Linked DNA regions of Homo sapiens: region 2 is linked to region 1. Evidence: chromatin loops called from intact Hi-C (ENCODE). Cell type or tissue: thyroid gland. All regions are shown on one strand. Links, peaks and the distances in the headings refer to the core of each region. The heading gives the core; the rest is flanking DNA. Region 1 holds the start of ERRFI1-DT (ERRFI1 divergent transcript). Region 2 holds the start of SLC45A1 (solute carrier family 45 member 1).

The links. Hi-C counts contacts between places; a loop is a spot of excess contacts. Peaks named below come from ENCODE experiments on the same cell type or tissue, not always from the same donor. Only the 100,000 strongest peaks of a DNase experiment are listed, where the experiment ranks them.
Region 2: it touches region 1 in a loop (4-fold over the local background); 93 of 110 quality-filtered maps call a loop at or near these places.

What each region holds. Positions count from the first base shown.
Region 1 is chr1:8,025,125-8,036,421 of GRCh38, forward strand. It overlaps ERRFI1-DT (ERRFI1 divergent transcript), which reads left to right and starts at 1,369. Exons shown (of 3, transcript NR_185980.1): 1 at 1,369-2,297; 2 at 4,103-4,233. It overlaps ERRFI1 (ERBB receptor feedback inhibitor 1), which reads right to left and starts at 1,185. Exons shown (of 4, transcript NM_018948.4): 1 at 1,034-1,185. RefSeq lists silencers at 1,001-1,100, 1,221-1,270. In thyroid gland, for the core only: a CTCF peak has its summit at 6,262; a DNase peak (open chromatin) is centred at 2,327; H3K4me3 peaks cover 1,068 bases; H3K27ac peaks cover 3,207 bases.
Region 2 is chr1:8,309,591-8,320,887 of GRCh38, forward strand. SLC45A1 (solute carrier family 45 member 1) reads left to right here and starts at 8,524. Exons shown (of 9, transcript NM_001080397.3): 1 at 8,524-8,596. RefSeq lists silencers at 4,785-4,834, 4,875-4,924, 8,354-8,633. In thyroid gland, for the core only: a CTCF peak has its summit at 4,885 (motif pointing left); DNase peaks (open chromatin) are centred at 2,818, 4,881 and 8,496; H3K4me3 peaks cover 1,061 bases; H3K27ac peaks cover 697 bases.

The DNA of each region.
Region 1 (11,297 bases), core at 1,595-9,594:
CAAGTCACCGACACATCTCTTTTAAAGCTACAGTCTCCATTCTGACTTAAGTTTATGACTAACCATCTATTCATATTTTTATCAGGTAAGAGACTGGTTTCTTTCAAGCAATGATGAAATCCTAATAAAGACTTAGCAAGCACTAATACAGCACCATTCACGGTTAAAGAGTCATCTAATTTGTACAGGGCTATGATATACATATAAATACACACACAAAATTCCCAATAAGCATTCACGTCTTGAACACATAATTTTGCAGTCCGATTCCATTCAAAGCCGTACTTAAGACACTCAGAGCAAAGAATCACGTTTCTAGGAGAGAAGGAAGAGTTCAGAACAGCTTAGACGAATTTTTAAATACTGATTTCGGCATTACCATCGTCGCTGTGAGATTAGGCAGAGGGAGCGGGGCTGACCGCCAGAGAACCGGTACCAACCACCGCAAGCAATCGCCGAGCCTCCCACCCCAGCTTTCAAGACAGGATTTACGGGTACACGGTGTGAACAAGACAACGCAACCCCCTTTTTACAAATAAAAAAAAAATCAAACAAGCCCCCAGGCCCGAAGACGCTCATCCCCGCCGGGCAACCCCGCGAGCGCAGGCTGCGGGACGAGGACCTTCATGCTCGCCGCTCCCGAACCCCCGTCCGCTCCTGCGGTCCCGGTGCTGCGGGGACGTATCCCGGGCGCTCGGGTGCATGGCCCCGGCCAGCCGAGGGGCCGCGCGACGACCACAGCCGGCGTGGAGAAGGCGGCGGGCGCCGGCACTTCGCGGCGTCCCCAGGCCCGGGCTGCGCCGCCGGGGAGGGTCCCGCTCTCCACACCTCAATGGGGAGAAGCCCGCGAGCGACCGGCCGGCCTCTCCCTCCATCCCAGAGACTCCGCGTCGCGGCGACCCTCCCCGCGCCCTCCACGCCCCCGCCCTCGCGTCGGGGAGCCGCCTGGATCCCGGCGCCCGGCGCGGGGCCCCCTGAGGGAACGGAGCGCTGCGTGGCCCTCCCCACCCCCTCAGCGCGCCAGGCCCCTTACCCCGGAGGAGCGGCGGCTGCCCCGCGGCGCCCTCCCGCGCATGTCCGTCCCGGCTGGCTCAGCGCCGCGGGCTCAGGGGCCCGGACATCGCGCAGGCGCCTCTTGCTGGCTCGCGCTCCCGCTAGCACTCTGCCTCGCACCGGACCGCCGTCGCCGCGGCTGCCGCCGCCGCCTCTATATATAGCATAGGCCGCCGGGCCGTGAGGTCGCCGCGTCCCGCCCCGCCTCCTCCCGCAGCCAATCAGGGCGCGCGCCGCTTAAAGGGGCGATGCCGTGGCCGAGGCGTTGCGCCGGGCCCACCGTGGCGTATCGCGGCGCTGCAGGGAGCCGGCTTTGTCTCCCGGAGAGGCGTCTCCGGGCTGACCGCGGCCGCAGCTCCGCTCCTCTGCCTGAGCCGTGCGGCAGCCCTGGGAGCCTCTCAACGCCGAGCTTTCCTCAGAAGCCCGCGGCGACCCGGGCCTCGGCCGCTGTTCCTGCCCGAACTGAGGGCACATCGCGCTTCGCGCGGGATTTCCCATAAATTCAGGCTCCGGGCAAGATTGTGTGTTTTTTCCTCTCCGCGGGCCGCCGCTGGCCGTGTGGGCCGAAGAAGCCCTGGAGGGGGAGAGGGGAGCCGCTCTCGACTGGGCTTGCGGCGTGGGAGGGACAGTGAGGGACACTTAGGGACTGTGTGGGGCAGTGAAGGATAGTGTGGGATGATGAGGGACCGTGTGGACCGGTGAGCGACTGTGTGGGACAGTGCGGGACGATGAGAGACGGTGTGGGACGGTGAGGGACAGTGCGGGACGATGAGGGACAGTGAGGGACTGTGTAGGACAGTGAGGGACAGTGTGGGACGGTGAGGGACTGTGGGACAGTGAGGGACTTTGGGACTGTGAGGGACTCGGACAGTGAAGGATGGCAAGGGACAGTGTGGGACAGTATGGGACAGTGGACAGTGAGGCACTGTGAGGGGCGGTGAGGGACAATGAAGGATGTCAAGGGACAGTGTGGGACAGTGGACGGTGAGGTACTGTGAGGGGCGGTGAGGGACAGTGTGGGACTGTGAGGGATGGCGAGGGACAGAGTAGGACAGCAAGGGAGGATGAGGGGACAGAGTGGGCCGGCGTGGGGCGGTGAGGCTACGCGGGGGGAACCCAGGGCTCCTCTGACTGCGTTGGAATATGGAGGAAAGGTCCTGCTCGAGGTTGAGCCCTTCAGGGTCGCTGTGGGTTTCCAGGAGGAGCTCCCTCACTACTGACTTAGGGGGCCCTCGGCTTCCCAGGTTTGTGTTTACTCAGGCGACCTGAGCTGGCCCCGACGTCTTTTGGCTTTGGAGAGGCCACGGATGCCCAAGGACAAAGCCCCAGCGGGCCTGTGGGAGGAGGTTTCTCGGGGCGCCAGTGATGCAACTTAGGCTTATAGTTTAACCGTAAAATAAATAATACAAATGATAACAAACCAAGAGTGACTAAAGTCAGAAAAAAAGCAAACAGACGGAAACCCTCTAGTTTTAACTAGAACAAATTCCCTGGCTGGTCCTCTGTTGGGAGAGCCCAGAGACCTGTCGCTGACCTCTAGCCTCCTGGAGCCCCTGCTTGCACTTCAGCAATAATGCCTGATAGTTAGACACTGATCACTAGCTAATTGGGGTAGTTTAACATATGGAATGAGATTCTGGCCTTATTATCAGGTTAACTATTAACTCTACACCCCATGAAATGATTTGCCTTTCCCCCACTATTATTTACTTACATTCTTTTTAATTTAATTCAAAGGCCTAATTTTGAATTCAAGGCCTTAAGCACGAAAAGGAAAAAAAAAAGAAAAAGAATCTGAAGTATCTTTGCCCTCTCTCACTTGCAAAACAAACGAACGTTTTGCAGAGAGAAATCTGGCTTCCTTTCTGATGGCTCTTCTGGCTTACAAGGGGCTGTTGGGTCATTTTCATGCCTATGCCATTTGTCAACAATTCAGTTAACCTATCTTCTTACAGCCATTCATTTAGTATTATTTTAGGATGATGGAAATGAGTCACAACTAATTGCAGAGTTCCTTACCAACTAACTAGGTTTTTTGATCCAAAGAAAATCTGTCCCGATTTTCCTCCCATTTTGGCGTCATTTATGTTTGTGGCTTACCCATATGCTGTTATCAGTGTAAAAAAAAGATGAGTGTGAGAACTTGCCAGGGTACATCTTTTCAAACCTCACGGGACAGGATTTACTGAATGGGCACCTAAAGGAGCTCAAGTTTCATCTGAAAGGAGCCCTGGCTATACTATTTCAAGTCACTACAATACAGTTGTAATTTGTGCTTCGGCCTTATTGGCGTGCTTTTACATTCCCCTATTCATAAAACAGTGATAATCACCAGAGCAACCATCAAACACACCCCTTCTTTAGAGAAAGAAGATCAACAGGATACTCACTCTACAGTTGTGAGCTGTATGATGTGCTAATGTTTTGGTAAATTATCAAAAATCATAAAATCCCATGAGTAATATGTGATTAATCTGATTTTTCTATTTTAAACAACTTGCAAAATAAACTTGATTTATTCATTTTTTGGGGAAAACCTGTTTAGCCACTAGTTTGCTGTGTTTAGCTTGCAGTTATATAATATGGCTTTCTCAGCTGTGGAAGAATTACATGAGAAGACTTACACCCCACAAATTTTTTATCTAATAGTCTGTTAATGATGTGTTATAATAACATTGATATGTCAATAATATTGTAGGACATCTTGGGAAGAGTTTAAAAGCAAAACGCTAAGCATCTTGAAGTAATACTAGCATGTTGTGTTTATTAAGTGATTATTCATTGACCTTTAATAGATTAGAACACTACACCAGAGATTCGGGGAAATAGTCTCTTTTTCCTGAACCCAATTTGTTTTAAATTATCTCCAGAAAAGCATGACATTTAAAGTAAGACAGTGTTTTTTATATCTCTCACAGTCTGCTTAATTTTGAGGCCATTTTCCAAGGAATTTATATTAGTTGATTTTTTTAATAGAACTCAACATCTAAAACGTTAGACTTGCATCACATTGACCCAAATTGTCACTTTTCACTTGCCCTTCTTTCAGTGTAAGAAGAAGCTGTCTTTGGAGTGAGAACAAGGGTGAGGTTCTGGCTCAGAAACCTTAGAATCACAGACACTGTTTTCCTGAAAACATTGCTTCTTTCTCTCATCTCAAAGAAATGCCACAAGTCGTGTGTAAGTATAACATGCTGGACAGGTCCTTATTAAATTTATATTTGTATTTTGATATTATTTTAATCCTGTAGAAGAACATATACATTTTGGTGTTTATTCTTCTTGATTATAGAAGTTTTTGTGTTTCTACTTTGTTTATAATAAATATTTTAAAGTTAAACACATTTTGTATGTCCCTCTTGGTCCTAGAGCCTTTGTTTCTGTCTATACATAATATAAATGTATATTATGCACTTAAACTATTTTATAGATAAGTGTGCAATAAAAAAATACAACCAAGAGAGGAATTACATTTCCTAGAGGGTGTTTGCTTAGTGTGCTACATTGCATTTTGGGAACATTCATATTTCTGTTCATGGATGTTTCCAAAACGCATGCATGTACACACACACACACACACACACACACTCAACATATAAAATAAACTCTAGGTGATTCTTTTCATTTTTTTGAGACGGAGTCTCACTCTGTCCCCAGGTTGGAGTGCAGTGGCGCCATCTCAGCTCACTGCAACCTCCGCCTCCCGGGTTCAAGCGATTGTCCTGCCTCAGCCTCCCTAGTAGCTGGGACTACAGGTGGGTGCCACCACGCCCGGCTAATTTTTGTATTTTTAGTAGAGACGGGGTTTCACCATGTTGGCCAGGATGGTCTTGATCTCTTGACCTCATGATCCGCCCGCCTCGGCCTCCCAAAGTGCTGGGATTACAGGCTTGAGCCACCGCGCCTGGTGAACTCTGGATGATTCTAAAACACACATGCTGATAAGAGCCTAGATTCACCCATGAGGAGTACCACAACCCCAAAGAGATTTCCATGGACTTTTCACTTTTCAACCTTAGTGGCCATTTGAAAAGTAGCACAGAAAATATATTTCTTGGCAACATTTCATTTTTCCTTTTTCTGTTTTTTTGTCTTTTTTGTTTTGTTTTGTTTTTTATTTGTTTTTTGAGACAGAGTTTTGCTCTTGTTGCCCAGGCTGGAGTGCAATGGCGTGATTTGGGCTCACCGCAACCTCCGCCTCCTAGATTCAAGCGATTCTCCTGCCTCAGCCTCCCGAGTAGCTGGGATTATAGGCATGCACCACCACGTCGGCTAATTTTGTGCTTTTAGTAGAGACGGGGTTTCTCTGTGTTGGTCAGACTGGTCTTGAACTCCCGGCCTCAAGTGATCTCCCTGTCTTGGCTTCCCAAAGTACTGAAATTATAGGCGTGAGCCACCATGCCCAGCCCATTTTTCCATTAGTTAATTAGGGGTACTGCTCTCCCTTCCTAGTTTTTCCCCAAAAAGGATACTTCGCCTGTGGAAGTCTGAGCAGGTTGGTTTTAATTTCCCAGTCTATTATTTTAAGTGTTAGGGCCAGGGCTTCACTGCTTTTTCTTAGTATGAGTTTTAGACAGGCTGTTCGCGTAGTTGTTTATTTTTAACTGAGCTACCTTTCATTTACCAAATGCTCTCTTAACATTAAATGCTATTGGTGGTTATTATGTTTCTAATTCTATCCCATCTTTAAAATGTGTAACTGTTGTAAATTTTTTAGTCTTGTGGATACATTAATTAATTAATTTTTATTTATTTGTTTATTTTGAGATGGAGTTTCGCTCTTGTTGCCCAGGCTGGAGTGCAATGGCGCAATCTCAGCTCACTGCAACCTCCACCTCCCAGGTTCAAGCGATTCACCTGCCTAAGCATCCCAAGTAGCTGGGATTACAGGCATCCACCACCATGCCCAGCTAATTTTTAGTATTTTCAGTAGAGACGGGGTTTCACCATGTTGGCCAGGTTGGTTTTGAACTCCTGACCTCAGGTGATGCACCTGCCTCGCCCTCCCAAAGTACTGGGATTACAGGTGTGAGCCACCGCGCCTGGCCAAGTCTTATGGATACATTAATTTAGATACATAATCTAGATGTTTACAAGACAATTTTTCAAATTTCTTTTAGACGCTAGCCTGACTTTATTTTCAAATTATTTAAACATTTAAGCATTTTCTCCTAAGTAAATGCTGTATTTCCTATTAGCTGGCCAGTAGGGTGTGCTCTAGTCCCTTGCCAAATTAATTAATTAATTAATTTAAAATGTTAATATAAACTCTTCATTGAGAGATTTCAGAAATATATTTCACTTCTTATTGACACTGGTCACATATGAGATATGTTTATATAGATGCAGGTATATGCAGATGCAGGGTATAAGGAAAGTAACACTGCTATATTAAAAAAAGAAAACTTTGAGATGCTTACTCCTTGGCTTAGTTCTAAAATAATTTGGTATTATTTTACCAAGTTGATGCTTTGGAGCAGGTATTTTCTTTTATTCTCGATAAAGAAGAACAAGAAAAGTGGTGTAGGAATGAAAGGCATACGCTCTGGACTCAGGGTTTCGGTTTGAACACCGGCTGTTCCACTTCGGGCAAATCACTTAACCTCTTGAGGCCTTGTAATATGGGGATAAGAGTGGTTCCTATTGGACAGATAATTGAGATAGTACATGTAAAAGAGCTTATAATATTGTCTAGCACAATCAGGGTTCAATAAATGTTAGATTTTTTATTATTATTATTTGAGACCAAGGCTTGCTGTGTTACCCCAGCTGGAGTGCAATGGCGTGATCTTGGCTCACTGCAGCCTCCGCATCCTGGGTTCAAGTGATTCTTGTGCCTCAGCCTCCTGAGTAGCTGGGACTACAGGCGTGTGCTACCATGCCTGGCTAATTTTTGTATTTTTAGTAGAGACAGGTTTTCGCCATGTTGGCCAGGCTGGTCTTGAACTCCTGGCCTCAAGTGATCTGCCCGCCTTGGCCTCCTAAAGTGTTGGGATGACAGGCGTGAGCAACCGCGCCTGGCCTGTTTTTATTATTGTTATTCTCGTTGTTGTGGTCACATATTCTTTGGGAGATTTTTGAACATCTGTGATTGCAAGATTGAAAAATTCTTGATTGCTTGATAGTATACATGATTTAATTAGTCCAGAAGGCTGTTTCCTTAAATCCCAGGGGGCATAAATGACTTATAAGATAAAATGTCTTAATTGACTCTGCAGTATTCTACTTAAGAGACTATAAAACCTTAAGACAAAGAAAGGGCTGTGTATTAGTTGATAGCACCAGCAATCCATAGGGGAGATATGCTAAGGGCACAGAGAATCTTCTTAGCATTCCTGAAGGCAAGCTCACAAGTAACCGTAAGTCTGTGAGCAGTTACTTCTAAGCCCATAGTCATAAACATCCATAGACATGTTTCCTTTAAAAAACACATTTAGCCTATACATAAATCTATTTAACATAAAGTCCTTGCAGAACCTTTTGATAGGAACAGCTTTACAATTTTCTCTGGAATGTATAAGGACAACAGATATACTCAATGACTTGATGCAGTAATGTTGTAAAAGCTGAATGAATGCCAACACTTCTTGGGATTTCTAACTGCTCATTCATACATGTATTCATTTATCCATCAATAAATGTCTATTGAGGCTGGGCAGGGTGGCTCACGCCTGTAATCCCAGGACTTTGGGAGGCCGAGGCAGGTGGATCACCTGAGGTAAGGAGTTCAAGACCAGCCTGACCAACATGGCGAAACCCCATCTCTGCTAAAAATACAAAGTTAGCTGGGAATGGTGGTGGGCGCCTGTAATCCCAGCTACTCGGGAGACTGAGGCAGGAGAATCACTTGAACCCGGGAGGCGGAGGTTGCAGTGAGCTGAGATCGCGCCACTGCACTCTAACCTGGGCAACAAGAGCAAAACTCCATCTAAAAAAAAATTACATATATATATATGGCTCCTCCTATGTGACAGTCCTATGCTAGTATCCAGCAGCATGCAGGAGTTTCCATCACTGTCTTTAGTGAGCTTGCAGTGCAGTGGGAGCTATAGGTAAGAACACAGGAAGCTGTGATGTCATGCTGTGATAGGAGCCTGTGGGGTGCTATGGGGGTACGTAGGATAGACACCAACCGCGAGAATTGAAAGGTGATTCAGAGTGGACAGGGGGACAACAAAGGAAGAAGGATGTTCTTAGGAGGGTAAAGAGCAAATGTTCAGAATGTGACATGTCCGAGGAAGCCAAATTCACTGTAAATGAAGGTAAGGAATGAGGCTGGAGAGGTTAACTAGAGGCCAGATTTTACTTGACTGCGGAAGTGTTAAGAAGTTTGGACTTCCTGCTAAAAGTAGAGTAGTCATTAACAAGGTTCCGGTGGACAGCGAAAGTTGACATTTGCATTTTGGAGAGATTCTTTTGTTGCCAGAGGCATTGTATGACCAGAAAGTTTAGAACTTGGGTCTGGGGAGTGCTGGGCCATCTTCTTAGTTCTGAGTTATCATTTCCGGCTAGGGCATCAATTCTCCTAACTCGGGGACACAGACATTTGCACCAGTCTTTGGCAGTAATTATGTTTATTTTACTTTATTTTAAAAATTTATTTATTTATTTATTGTAGATGGAGTCTTCCTCTGTTGCCCAGGTTGGAGTGCAGTAGGACCATCTTGGCTCACTGCAACCTCCATCTCCTGGGTTCAAGCAATTCTTCTGCCTTAGCTTCCTGAGTAGCTGGAATTACAGGCACCCGCGACCGTGCCCAACCAATTTTTGTATTTTTAGTAAAGATGGGGTTTCACCATGTTGGCCGGAGTGGTCTTGAACTCCTGACCTCAAGTGATCTGCCCACCTCGGTCTCCCAAAGTACTGGGATTACAGGTGTGAACCACCACACCTGGCCCCCTGGCAGGAATTATGAAACAGACAGGATAAAAGGAAGGGGATGTAGAGAGAAATATGCACAGATTTTTGGAGAGGCATTGCCTTTCAGAGAATGTTAGGTACAAAAAGCTGCTTTTTAATTTTAAAACAAGCTTTTACATAATTGAAGTTAGAAAGAACAAAACAACACAGTTAAACTATCGAACAATTTAAGGAGAGTAAAACATTTGTGTACCAAGGTATGCAAATTTGGGTATAATCATTAAAGAAACAAATTTACCAGGCCAGTAGAGGAACACAAACTGGGTAAAATTATTAAAGTATCAGTGTCAAGGCCGGGCGCTGTGGCTCAAGCCTGTAATCCCAACATTGTGGGAGGCCAGGGCAGGAGGGTTGTTTGAGCCCAGGAGTTCAAGACCAGCCTGGGCAACATGTTGAAACCCTCTGTCTACAAAGAATACAAAAATGAGCTGGGCATGGTGGTGCGTGCCTGTAGTCCCAGCTGCTCAGGAGGCTGAGGTGGGAGGATTGCTTGAGCCCAGGAGGTTGAGGATGCAATGAGCTGAGATCGCTCCATTACATTCCAGCCTGGGTGACAGAATAAGACTCTGTCTCAAAAAATAAAATAAAAAATAAAGTATCAGTGTTAGTTGAGTTTTACTGAACTATTCATATTTGCATTTTGCTTTTTTAAAAAAATTATTGAGTAGGAAAATGATTTTTAGCCATGTCACAGAACCATAAAGCTGTGAATTAGGTTTAATTTTTATTATTTTTATTTTTTGAGCCAGAGTCTCACTCTGTGCCCAGGCTGGAGTGCAGCAGTGCAAACACTCCCTGCAGCCTTGATCCTGGGCTCTAGCGATCCTCCCGCCTCAGCCTCCAGAGTAGTTGGGGCCACAGGTGTGGCCTACGTGGTGTGCCACCATGTCCCACTACTGTTTAAAAAAACTTTTTTTTTTTTTTTTTTTTGTAGAGATGGCATCTTGCCATGTCTCCCAGGCTGGTCTCGAATTCTTGGGCTCAAGGGATACTTCCGCCTTGACCTCCCAAAGTGCTGGGATTACAGGTGTGAGCCACCATGCTCGGCTGAATTAGGTTGTAAAATTAATGTATGTAGTTCATTTTCTGTACTTCTGTTAATTCTCCATTCCTACGACTGTCACACTAAACTGTTTTCTTTAAGAAGCTAGTGGGTCCTCTTCTGCTGTGTTGATTTTAGTGAGGTCCTGGAGCGAGTTTGCCTTCCAGCATCTGAAAGGGAGAAGGCACCGCTTCAGCTGGAGAGACCACTGGGGAAGCTGGGTCCCCATAGAACAAAGTATGAGTCAGGAGCAAGCAGGTGGGGGAAGCGTTCAGTGAAGAGGTGGTGAATGTAGGAATTTGTTGCATTCATGGCACATGGTAAGTCCTGTGTGCCCAGTAGAAAAACTTGTCTTACCTAAGACAAAAGTCTTTCGTAAGAGGAATCTCAAAGCACTCACTCATTTATTCAACCAGTACTGACAAACTGCACCTGCATGCCAGGCACTGTCCTACCACTCACTGAGTGTGCATTGGTGAACAAAATGGGTCTAACCCTTGCCTCTGTGAAACTTACAGTCTAATGGGGAAGAAATATGATACATAATTAGCAGATATGTAAGTGTGATGGTTAATAGCATCAACTTGATTGGATTGAAGGATACAGAGTATGGATCCTGGGTGTGTCTGTGAGGGTGTTGCCAAAGGAGATTCACATTTGAGTCAGTGGGCTGGGAAAGGCAGACCCACCGTTAATCTGGGTGAGCACAATCAAATCAGCTGCCAGCAAGGCAAGAATATAAACAGGCAGAAACATGTGAAAAGAGAGACTGGCCTAGCCTCCCAGCCTTAGTCTTTCTCCCGTGCTGGATGCTTCCTGCCCTCGAACATCGGACTCCAAGTTCTTCAGTTTTGGAACTTGGACTGGCTCTGCTTGCTCCTCAGCCTGCAGATGGCCTGTTGTGGGACCTTGTGATGATGTGAGTTAATACTTAATAAACTCCCATATATATATATATATATGTATATATATATGTATATATATATTCCATGAGTTCTGTCCCTCTAGAGTACCGTAACTAATACAGTAAGTCATTCTAAAAGTAGTGTGCTCTCAGAAAGTCCTGAAACAGAGGGCAATGGGGTGGTGGCGGGAGATGAGTTTTTAGACTGAGTGGACAGGGAAGGCAACCTTGGGGGAGATGACATGTCGAGACCTGAAGTGTGAGAAGGAGCTGTCCAGGTGAAAGCCTGGGGAAAGTACACTTTGGGTACAGAAACAGCAGGAATAAAGGCCAGAAAATAGGAGAGAACTTGGTGTGTTGGAGAAACTTGGAGGAGGT
Region 2 (11,297 bases), core at 1,357-9,356, 280 kb after region 1:
CGCCTCAGCCTCCCAAAGTGCTCGGGTTATAGGTGTAAGCCCCTGCTCCTGGCCCCTTTGCAAGTTCTTAACTTTAATGTGGTCCAGTTGATCAATTGTATGGTATTTTTTGCCCTACTTAAGAAATATTTTCTTACTTCAAGGTTATAAATATATTGTCCTATGTCAACTTCTAGAAATTTTATTGTTTTACTTTTCATGTTTAGATGTGCTATTTTTCTATAATTTGAGCGAGACCCTGTATCAAAAAAAAAAAAAAAAAAAACAACGTGTGAAGGACTTGTATCCAGATACACAACACATCAACATATGCTTATAAATCAATAAAGAAGACAGACAACTAAATAGAAATATGGGCAAAAGGCATGATCAGGCCCTTTACAGAGGAGATACTGAGACAGTTGATAAACATGAAGAAGTGCTTAACCTCATTACTCGTAGGGAAATGTAAATTATAACTGTCATTAACAACCAGTGTACATCTACCAGATGGCTGAAAGTAAAAGACAAGGCCAGGCACGGTGGCTCATACCTGTCATCCCAGCGCTTTGGGAGGCCAAGGCGGCAGGATCACTTGAGGAGTTCACAACCAGCCTGGCCAACATGGCAAAACCCCATCTCTACTAAAAATACAAAAATTAACCGGGCGTGGTGGCATGCACCTGTAATCCCAGCTACTCGGGAGGCTGAGGCAGGAGAATCGCTTGAACCCAGGAGGCAGAGCTTGCAGGTTACAGTGAGCTGAGATTGTGCCACTGCATGCCAACGTGGGCAACAAAGCAAAATCTTGTCTCAAAAAAAAAAAAAAGAAAGAAAGAAAGTAAAAGACGAACAATATCAAATTGTGTAAGCGAGTAAGCTACACTCACTGCTGAGAGTGTAAATTAGTACAACCCTTTGGGAAACTGACATTACCTGCTAAAGTTGAACACGTATTTACCCCCAAATGCCACCTCTTGGTATATGCCCAACAGAGATGCCTACATCCATAAACCAAAAATGTGTATAACAATGTCCATAGCAGCATTATCTATATCAACCCTAAAGAGTGTTAAGCCTCAAGCCCAAGTGTCTGTCAATAGGAGGATGGATAAATATCGGAAGGTATATTCATGTAATGGAACACACACAGTTATGAAAATGAACTAGAACTACATGCAGCAACACAGAAGCTCTCAAAGTCAAGATGAACAAAAGAAACTAGACACAGGAGAATGCATACTTCTGATTCCATTTATATACAGTATTTTTTGTTAAGGCTAAACTAAACCTTACAGTTCAAGGATGGACACTGTAGCTTTCAGGATCGCTGTGTGGATGGCACAGTTTCCAGTCCACCAGGAAACATGGAGCTTGCATCAGAGTTGTTCAGTTGCACTGAACACACTGCTTAGGTCTGTTGCCTAGATGGCAGGGTGAGACTCCATCTCAAAAAAAAAAAAAAAAAAAAAAAAGACACCAGAGAGCTTGCTTGCTCTCTCTCTCTCTCTCTCTCCCCCTCTGTCTCTCTACCATGTGAGGACACAGAAAGAAGGTAGCCGTCTACAAACTAGGAAGAGAGGCCTCACCAGAACCTGACCATGTTGACATCCTGATCTTGGACTTCCAGACTTCAGAACTGTCAGAAAATAAATTCTCTTGTTTAAGCCACCTTGTTTATGGTATTTTGTTTTAGCAGCTGAGCTAATACAGTTGCCAACAAATGCAACTGCAAGTGCAGGGCAGTTAGCACCCCCAGGGGCAGCTCTCAACCAGAATTTGGTAAATACATGCCCCAGCTCCCCTACCCTCCAGCAGGACAATAATAAGGTGCTATAGACTTGAATGTTTGTGTCCCCCTAAAATTCATGTGTTGAAACCTAATTCCCAATGTGATGGTATTTGGAGAGGTGAGGTCTTTTGCAAGTGATTAGGTCATGAGGGTGGGGCCCTCATTAATGAGATTAGTGCCCTTATCATAGAGACCCCAGAGAATTATCTCATTCCTTCCACCAGGTAAGAGAACACAGTGAGAAGATGGCCATCTATGGACCAAGAATTGGGCCCTCACCAAACACTGAAACTGTCATGCTTTGATCTTGGACTTCTCAGCCTCTAGATTGTGAGAAATAGATTCTGAGCTGGACTGAGCCTCGGTCACTTACATGGAAGACTTGGTCATTCATAAATTTATTAGCTTTTCCCTCTTCCCTGTCTCACTCTCTTTCTGCTTCCTGGGATCACTTCCCCACTAAACTAACAGCTTTTGGGGGAATCCAAACTAAGACACATGCTGTAGAAAAAAGCCAGAAAGCAATGAACATAAAAGCCAGAATAGGGATGAGCTCTCGGCAGGGGTTGAGAGGAGAAAGGCTTAGCACTATGGATGGTGTGAAGAGGGCTTCTAGGGATATTCTATTCTATTTTATTCTAGGCCTGGCTGGTGGTTGCACGTGTGTGATAAATCATTGAGTGTTCGTTTTGTTTTGTGCACTTTTCTGCATCATATTTCATAATATAAAAGTTTAATAATCCATGATGTTAAGATCAAAGATTAAAATAATTTGAAATGTTCATGCTTTTATTAGTTGCATAATGAGTAGTTAAGTGTTTAGAAAGTTCTGGTTAGTCGATTCAGAATTTTAATAAATTGAACAAACAGATAAAACACAAAAGCCACTCGAACTTTAAAGATCCCGGCCACATATTGTCTGGCAGTTGCTTCTTTCCAGACCCAAGCAGATGTTGGCTGGGACTTCTCTATGGATGTTGGGTGTTGACTGTTCTCACAGGTGAACTGTAAATAGAAGCAGAGGGGGGGCTCTCAGGCATGGGGCAGCAGGCTGAGCCTCAGAGGACCTTGGGCTTCTCTAGTGGCTGCCTCTGCCTGGTTCCTGGAGCTGTCCCGATAAGGTTGCCAAGTGGAGCAAATCAGAATACAGAATGCCAAATGTTGCCTGGAACATGCTGAGCATAAAAATTACTCTCTGTTTATCTGAAATTCAAATTTAACTGGGTATTTGTATTTTATTTGGCAACTGTGTGACCCAATGAGGCTTTACCCAGCCCACGAACAGGGAGGCTGCAGCTGCCTGGGTGCCAACCATGCCTGGATTCTACCACCTTAGTTCTAGAACCTCGGCGGCCCAACACCCTTTGGCTCCAGCATTGCCCAACGTCTAGACCCTGGGTTCATGCTCTGGCTCAGCTCAGAGGGCAACCATGACCCTGTAGGTTCTAATTCCCCCTTGCCCCAGTTCTTCCAGAAGACCTAAAGTCCAGGGTTTGCTTCCACAAGTACGTTATGAGAAGGACATACGTTTGGAAATCAGAATTCATTTTCCTGCAGAAATGGTTCAATGGAGTTTCACCGGCATGCCCAGGGCAGCCCAGGACAATCTGTTTTATCCCACAGTGTGCCCGTGTGTGCCCGGGTAAATCGCGCAACTTCAACCGATCCTACTCCACGTACAGTAAATAAGCATGTGGGTGTCAGTGCTCGGCCTCTGCCAGGTGTTGCAGGAGGTGCCAAAAAAGAATTGGATGGCCCTGTCCTCTGGAGTTTGCAATGTGTTGTCATTACAGGACTGTAATTTTGTGACTTTCTTCATATGGACACAAAATGTCTGGATTCTAACTCAGAGTTTCAGGGTGGCTGCTGGGCTCCCATCAGGAGGAGGCGTGGCAATAGGAATAGCGTGTGTGTGTGTGTGTGCACATATCTGAGAGTATGAGAGTGTGTGTGTGTGCACATGTGTGCATGTATGTGCACATATCTGAGAGCATGTGTGCACATATGTGTGCATGCTTGTGTGTGTGTATGAGTCTAGATCATGTCAGAGCCACAGAGGCTATCTGAAGAGAGGGAAGCAATATTGACTGCAGGTCGCTAATAATTCATTAACTCCAGATAACATAAGAGAATGCACTTCGTGTTTTTTTGTTTTTTTTTTTTCACAAGATCTCTTGCCCAGGCTGGAGTGCAGTGGCACAGTCTCAGCTCACTGCAGCTTCGACTTCCCCGGCTCAGGTGATCTTCCCACCTCAGCCCCCTAAGTAGCTGGAACTACCTACAGGTGCACGCCACCACGCCTGGCTAATTCTTTGTATTTTTAGCAGAGAAAGGCTTTCACTGTGTTGCCCAGGCTGGTCTTGAACTCCTAGGCTTGAGCCATCTGTCTGACTCAGTCTCCCCAAGTGCTGGGATTCCAGGTGTGAGCCACCATGCCCGGCCGAGAATGCACCTTTCTCTATGTTTGCACAGCACACACTTTGTACACACAGGTACACACGCACACCCATGTCTGTCACTGCTCAGATCTGAATTGGGAGCCACAAGCTGTCCACGTTGTAAGTCAGGGAATGGGATGGGCAGGGGTGGTAGAGACAATGGGACGGCACAGTCCCTTGAGGAGGCTGAGGACTGAGAACATGACCAAGGGGATTCGGATGCCATCTCTGAATCCCACCTCCCGCCCGCACCAGAGGACGGTAGATGCTGTATAAATAATCGCTGCACGAATGGAGGAATGACCACAAGGCCTGGGAGGCTCTCCCGCTCCAACCTTGCCTGTGTCATGACCCCACTCCATCCAAGTCTCAGGCTTCTGGATAGAAAAGAAATGGTGGAGATAATGCCCATTCCTGAAGCTATGATGACTACATGAGGTTAAAATACGGAAACACCTTAACACAGTGACTAGCACGAGATCTGTTATCACAAATAACGTTATTCATAAAAATTCACTTGGCTTCATGCTTTGCAGAAAAAGTGTGTTCACAAAGTAGAAAGAAAAATCCAGCCTTAGAACCAAGAATCTTTACAAGGTCAGGAAAAGCTTCTCCCTTTCCCCACCTCCTGCTCCGAGGTTTTCCTGCTGCCTCCCGGGAAAGGTGGGACTCTTCCACCACCTTGTGGACACCCAGGGATGGCAGGTGAGCAGGCTTCCACCGCCTCACACCAGCTCTCCTCTGCACTGTTGGAGCCTATTATTCTGGGTCCGACTGGGTCTCTCTAGGCTCACACTGTGCATGTCCTGTCTCCATCCTCTGTTCCTTTCTGGGCTGGGGCAGTGGATGGGGCTCCTGTGTCCTCCTGGCTGCCTGCCGGTCCCCGTGTACGTGGCAGGGCTGCAGCAGTCCCCTGTTTTCCTTAGATCCTGGCGTGGAGTTGGTGTGGCTCCTGCTTCCCTGGGGCCCTGGCTGGCCCCGTAGACCCCTCCAGGTCTCTCTGCCAAAGTCCCCCCACCCAGCCACCTGGCCCAACTGTCCTTCCCACAGTGAGGCTGAGGGTCCCCCCACCCCACGTCATGTCCCAGCCCCACGGGGCCATTGCAGCTTCAGCTCTGCATCCAGGCACTGAATGGGAGCCACAAGAGCCTCACAGGGCAAATTAGAGCCCCCACTGTTCTGATCCCCCAGCCGGGCTGCGGCCGCTGTGTTGGTGTACGGGGGCTCTGCCCAGAGCAAACTCTGCCACGACAGGGCTGAGGCGCAGGGAGAAAGGAGCTGGGATGCACCCCAAGCACCTTCCTCCCCCTCACTCTCCCTCCTCCCTCTGCCATCCTTCCCCCACACCCAGGACCGGAAGGGCGAGCGTCTCTTGTCTTTCCTGCATGTTCTGTCAGCCCCTTCCACTCTGGCCCCCAGTCTAGACCTATTGTCGAGACAGGAGAAATCTTGTCTGCCCCCAGGGAGAAACACTGCTCTCTGCCCTGAACTTGGAGGGGCTAAAAAGCAAAAGCTCTAGCCTTAGAAGGTTCTCACTTTGGAAGTTTAAAAAAGGTCAAAGGAATTTTCAAAATCCCTTTCTTTCTCAACAATGCTTAGATTTCAAACCTCTTCTCTTGTTGCAAAATCCCGTTGTGAACATCAGAACCTCGAGATGATCTTTAAGTTTTCTCAGCATTCCCCATCTTCTCTCCCCTCTGCAAGCAGCTAAAAGTTACAGAAGCAGTTGAAGCCAGCAACTCCCCACCCCCATCTCCTCCTCTCCTGGGGACAGGGGCCCCATCTCTCAGCCCTGTTGTGGGTTGGGTGTGGCCGGTGTGGCTGTGTGGCAGGGTCCTAGCCAATGGGATTCGAGTGGAACGTGGGCCTCCTGCACACCTGGCCCCGTGGGCAGGCACCACCTGGGCTCCTCCCTCAGTGCACCAGGGCAGAGCAAGATGGAGGCAACCGGGATCCCTGAATGGCTTCACAGAGGTCCCCACCCATCAGGCACACTTCTGCCAACCTCATGTGGAAGTAAGCTTCTATTGCATTAAGTCCCTGAGGTGCTGAAGCTCATCAGTTGATGGCAGGCCACTTGCATGCAAAATAGAAAAGGACATCGGTATTTTTTTCAAGCTGTTACCCTGTTATAGAGATAAAAGAAGCCAGAACCAGCCCCCTCCAGTGGCTCCTTCTCTTCAGCCTGGGCAGGATCTGTTGAAATTCCCATGGTGTCCTCTGGGGCCCTCTGCCCTGCGCCTCTCCCTGGCAGTGCGAGGTCCACAGTTCACCTGCAATTAGCTCCCATGTGCAGGGGACTCATAAAGGAGCATCTTTGAGCTCCAGACCCAAGTGTCTGGTGGCCTAGAGGCTGCGAAGGCCCTCAAGCTCAGCATATCCCAAAGCAAACCTATGGCATTCACTCCAGCACACACCTGCTTTGGCCTCCATGAATCCACTCTCTTCCCTCATCGCTCAAGCTAGAAACTTCTTAGCACCACCCTCGCTGTTCCTGTACCCCCCCACCTTCAGTCAATCATGGAGTCCTAAGTCCCCGGCCAGTCCATCACCTCTCTCCCTCTACCAACACCCCCAACTCTCCCACCTGTGCCACCCGGTACGCCCATGTGGTCCCCTGGTTCCCTCCAATCTGTTTTCACTCTGAGCTTTATGATCTTTGCTAACTGTGAATAGGATTCATGCCATCCACTCCCCTACATAAAACCTTTCTAGGCTTCTCTTTGCTCTTAGAAACTGGCAACTGCCTAAGAGGCCACACCTGGGCCTGTCCCACCTCCCCAGCCCTCACCTCCTTCCCAGGCCTCTGCATCCCTGTCCCCCTCCACTTCCTTTGCAGTGTGCCTCCAGGCCCTCTCCCCTCCGGAGCTCTGCCAGTGCAGAGCTCTCTGAGCCCTCTGTGTGGGACATGCTGTTCTCTCTACTTGGCCTGGTAGGGCTCCTTGAGGAGCCCTCGACCCTCCCAATGGGGTGGAATCCGCCGCGGTAAACTTCCACAGGGCCCCGTGCCCCCACTCTGCAGCGCTTCCCTGGGGTTATTATTCCACTACCAGCTGCATAATTATTTCATCCGTAATTATTGGACTCAGCCCAGCTCACTTCTGCCCCTGGCCTTTGCACTTGCTCTTCCCAGTGCCTGGCGTGACCTTCCCCACACGTCAGTCTGGCTGGCCCCCCTAGCTCCTCAGGTCCTTCTTTTCTTTTTGAGATGGAGTCTCACTCTGTGGCCCAGGCTGGAGTGCAGTGGCACGATCTCAGCTCACTGCAACCCCTGCCTCCCAGGTTCAAGCGATTCTCCTGCCTCAGCTGAGTAGCTGAGATTACAGGCACCCAGCACCACGTGTGGCTAATTTTTATATTTTTAGTAGAGATGGGGGTTTTGCCATGTTGGCCAGGCTGGTCTCGAACTCCAGACCTCAGGTGATCTGCCCCTCTCGGCCTCCCAGAGCGCAGGGATTACAGGTGTGAGCCACCGTGCCCGGCCTGCTCCGCAAATCCTCCTTCTAGTGTCACCTTCCAGGTGAGGACTCGCCAACAACCTGATAGAAACCTGCAAGGCCAGCGCCTCTGCAGCCCCACACTCCCTAACCCCTTCTCTAGGGCATTGCCATCTTCTGACATACCATTTATTTTATGTCTTGTTTAATGTGTGTGTGTCTCTCTCTTAAATGTCATGCAGCCGGGTGCGGTGGCTCACACCTGTACTTTGGGAGGCCGAGGCAGAAGGATCACTTGAGCCCAGGAGTCGAGACCAGCCTGGGCAACATAGCAAGGCCCTGCCTCTCTGTATTTTAAAAAATGAAGTAAATAATAAATACATAAAGTATTTATGTATTTACTTACATTACAAAGTTCCCCCAGGGGCGGGAACTTTGCCTTGTTCTTGCGGCATCCCCAGTGCCTTGGACAGCTCCGGGCCCAGAGTCGCGACGCCTCCAGCAGGCCCGGCTGCCCCACTGCGCACATGGGCACAGGCTTGGCACACGCACTGCGGCATTCACGTATCCGCGAACACATGGGTATCTATTTATACATGAAGACACGAAAATGTATTTATTTCTTTTAAAATCAGAAGAAAACGGTGAGAACTGTGAGGCCGGGGGGACGTTTTCCTCCGGGATCCTGGCAGATCCTGCAGACCGCGCCGTCGTGCGCGAAGCACCGGGACGGGCCTCCCGCGGGAAGGGCCCAGGAGGACACCGGGCTCCCCTCCCGCCCGCGGGGCCCCAGACGCGGCGCCGCTTTAAGGCTCCGGGCCCCGCGCGGATGCGGAGGCTGCGGCCGTGACGTCAGCGCCCCGCCCCGGGTGATGCTGCAGCAGCCGGGACCGCGGCCGGGCAGGCAGCAGCCCAGCGGGGACAGGGATGCCTGCCGTCTCCACCCACAGGTACCACCGTCTCCTCCGCGCCCTCCGCCCGCTCTCTGGCTCCGTGCCTGCCGGGGCGCCGCGCCCTGGGCCCCGGGGTAGTCAGGGCGCCGAGACCGGGACCCGAGGCCGGCACGGAGACCTTTGTTCCTCGTGGAAGTCTCATGAATTGCAGAGTCCACGGAGCTCCCCCGTCTCGCCCCTCCGAGGGCAGGAGCCTCGGGCCCAGGGGAGGGTGCCGGCCAGATGGCAGGTGCTCTCATCCTTGCTGGCAAGGGGAGGAGACCCCGGCCTTGGCCCCAGCTCCTGATGCGCTCCTTGAGCCGGAGGCCTGGTCCCTAGTCACCTGGGCAGGTGTCATCCGCTCCCGGCTCACCTCTTGCGTGGGGCTGAGCCCTCTTGTTGACCAGGGGCCTGGCAACGCCCCTCAGCATCCCAGGGTTACTTAGCGAGGGCACCGAGGACTCCCCTTTCCCGAGCGAGTCAGCACCAAGGGGAACGCGCTGAGGTGGAAGCCGTTCAGCTCCTTCTGCCCTCGACAATCAGCAACTTCTCTAATTATTTCTAGAGTGACAGCCGTGCATGTTTTTCAGCTCTTACAGGGAAGCAGAGTCAGGGGCGGAGGAAAGCCACGTTCAGGCTGCACCTGGCCTGGGCTTTTGGGAAAAGTTGGCCCTGGAGTAGGGGTCAAGCTGCCGGAGATGCAAAGTGGGAAACGGCCACGATTCAGTAACTAGCCTATTAAGTGCACCCTCCCAAGTCCGTAGAGCACCTTCCTGGTCCTGGAGGACCTCACTGAAGAATTTTGAGAATGGGTAGAAAGAAGCATGAGGGGTCGGGCGCGGTGGCTCATGCCTGTAATCCCAGCACTTTGGGAGGCTGAGTCGGGTGGATCACCTGAGGTCAGGAGTTCAAGACCAGCCTGGCCAACATGGTGAAACCCCATCTCTACTAAAAATACAAAATTAGCCGGGCGTGGTGGCACATGCCTGTAATCCCAGCTACTTGGGAAGCTGAGGCAGGAGAATCGCTTGAACCCAGGAGGCGGAGGTTGCAGTGAACCCAGATCATGCCACTGCACTCTAGTCTGGGCGATAGAGTGAGACTCCGTCTCAAATAAACAAATAAGCAAATACGCCCTAGGAAGGGAGGTGGCCCAAGGCAACCCCGTGGGGGGAGCTCATTTTCATAACGAGAAGAAAGAAATGAGGAAATGGTTTCCGCTCGTAGTAGGATCATTGTAAGCATTCAAACTACATTGACATTGATTACTTTTATTAATCATTTGCCGCTTAAACTTCCCACAACACAGTTTGAGGAATCTGTTACTTTAAGCATCCTCTGTACTCTGGAAGCACAGTGGACCCCTTGCATAGCCTTCGGGGGATCCAGGGAGATGAGTGGATTTCCTTTTGACCGAGTAAATGGTCATATGGTACAGTAAAGATGGTCTGGCGAATGTTTGTATTTGTGCATGAAAATTAGATTTTATGATCTTAAATTCCACTTTCACCCATTTTTATGGGAACCTTAAAAATGGATTTTTGTTGTTGTTGTTGTTGTTTTTTGAGACAAGAGTCTCACTCTGTTGCCCAGGCTGGAGTGCAGTGGTGCGATCTCAGCTCGCTACAACCTCCACCTCCTGGGTTCAAGCGATTCTCCTGCCTCAGCCTCCGGAGTAGCTGGGATTACAGGCACTCGCCACCATGCCCAGCTAATTTTTTGTATTTTTAGTAGAGACGGGGTTTCTCCATGTTGGCCAGGCTGGTCTCGAACTCCTGAGCTCAGGTGATCCACCCACCTCGGCCTCCCAAAGTGCTGGCATTACAGGCGTCAGCCACTGTGCCCGGTCTCAAAAATGAGTTTCTAAAATTCTTCTTATGATAAACATTTGTGAACAGTTTTTACTAAATGTAGTTTTAATAAAAATGGTAATGCTGATCCCCAGATTTGAAGATGAATCCTTAGTAAAGACTTCTTCTGAGCCAGGATTAAGCTAGGTTTAATTCTGGTTCAGATGCTAGAGAGAAGTTCATTGAGTGTGTGAGGATCTCCCTTCTGCTAGGACAGGCTGCAGTGGGGTGTGGCGGAGGTGGCAGTAGAGTTGTCCTCTTGCAGGTAGAGAAGTGGGCCGTCTACATAGTCCACTTTAAATAAGGTCAAAGAGGCTCCTCTTTTCAAAAAGACACTTCAGGGGCTGGGAATGGTGGCTCATGCCTGTAATTCCAACACTTTGGGAAGCCAAGGCAGGTGGATCACTTGAGCCCAGGAGTTTGAGGCCAGCCTGGGCAACATGGCGAAACCCCATCTCTACAAAAAAATACAAGAATTAGCCTGGTGTGGTGGTGTGCACCTGTAGTTCCAGCTATTTGGGAGGCTGAGGTGAGAGGATCACCTGAGCCCAGGGAGGTTGAGGCTGCACTGAGCGATGATGACTGCACTCCAGCCTGGGCTAGATAGAGGGAGACTCTGTCTGTCTGTCTGTCTGTCTGTCTCTCTCTCTCTCTCTCTGTTTCTCTCTCTCTCTACACACACACACACACACACACACACACACACACACACACACCTGCCATATGCTGTTTAAAGCTGAAGTTTTTCCAAACTGGGCCACAGTTCTTCATTCCAAATTTAAAGGGAAGGTTTCTAATGCACTTAAGTTCACATTATGGTTAAAATGCTGATTAGAAAGAGTGGGAGATATGCCTGTGTGCCTGCAGGT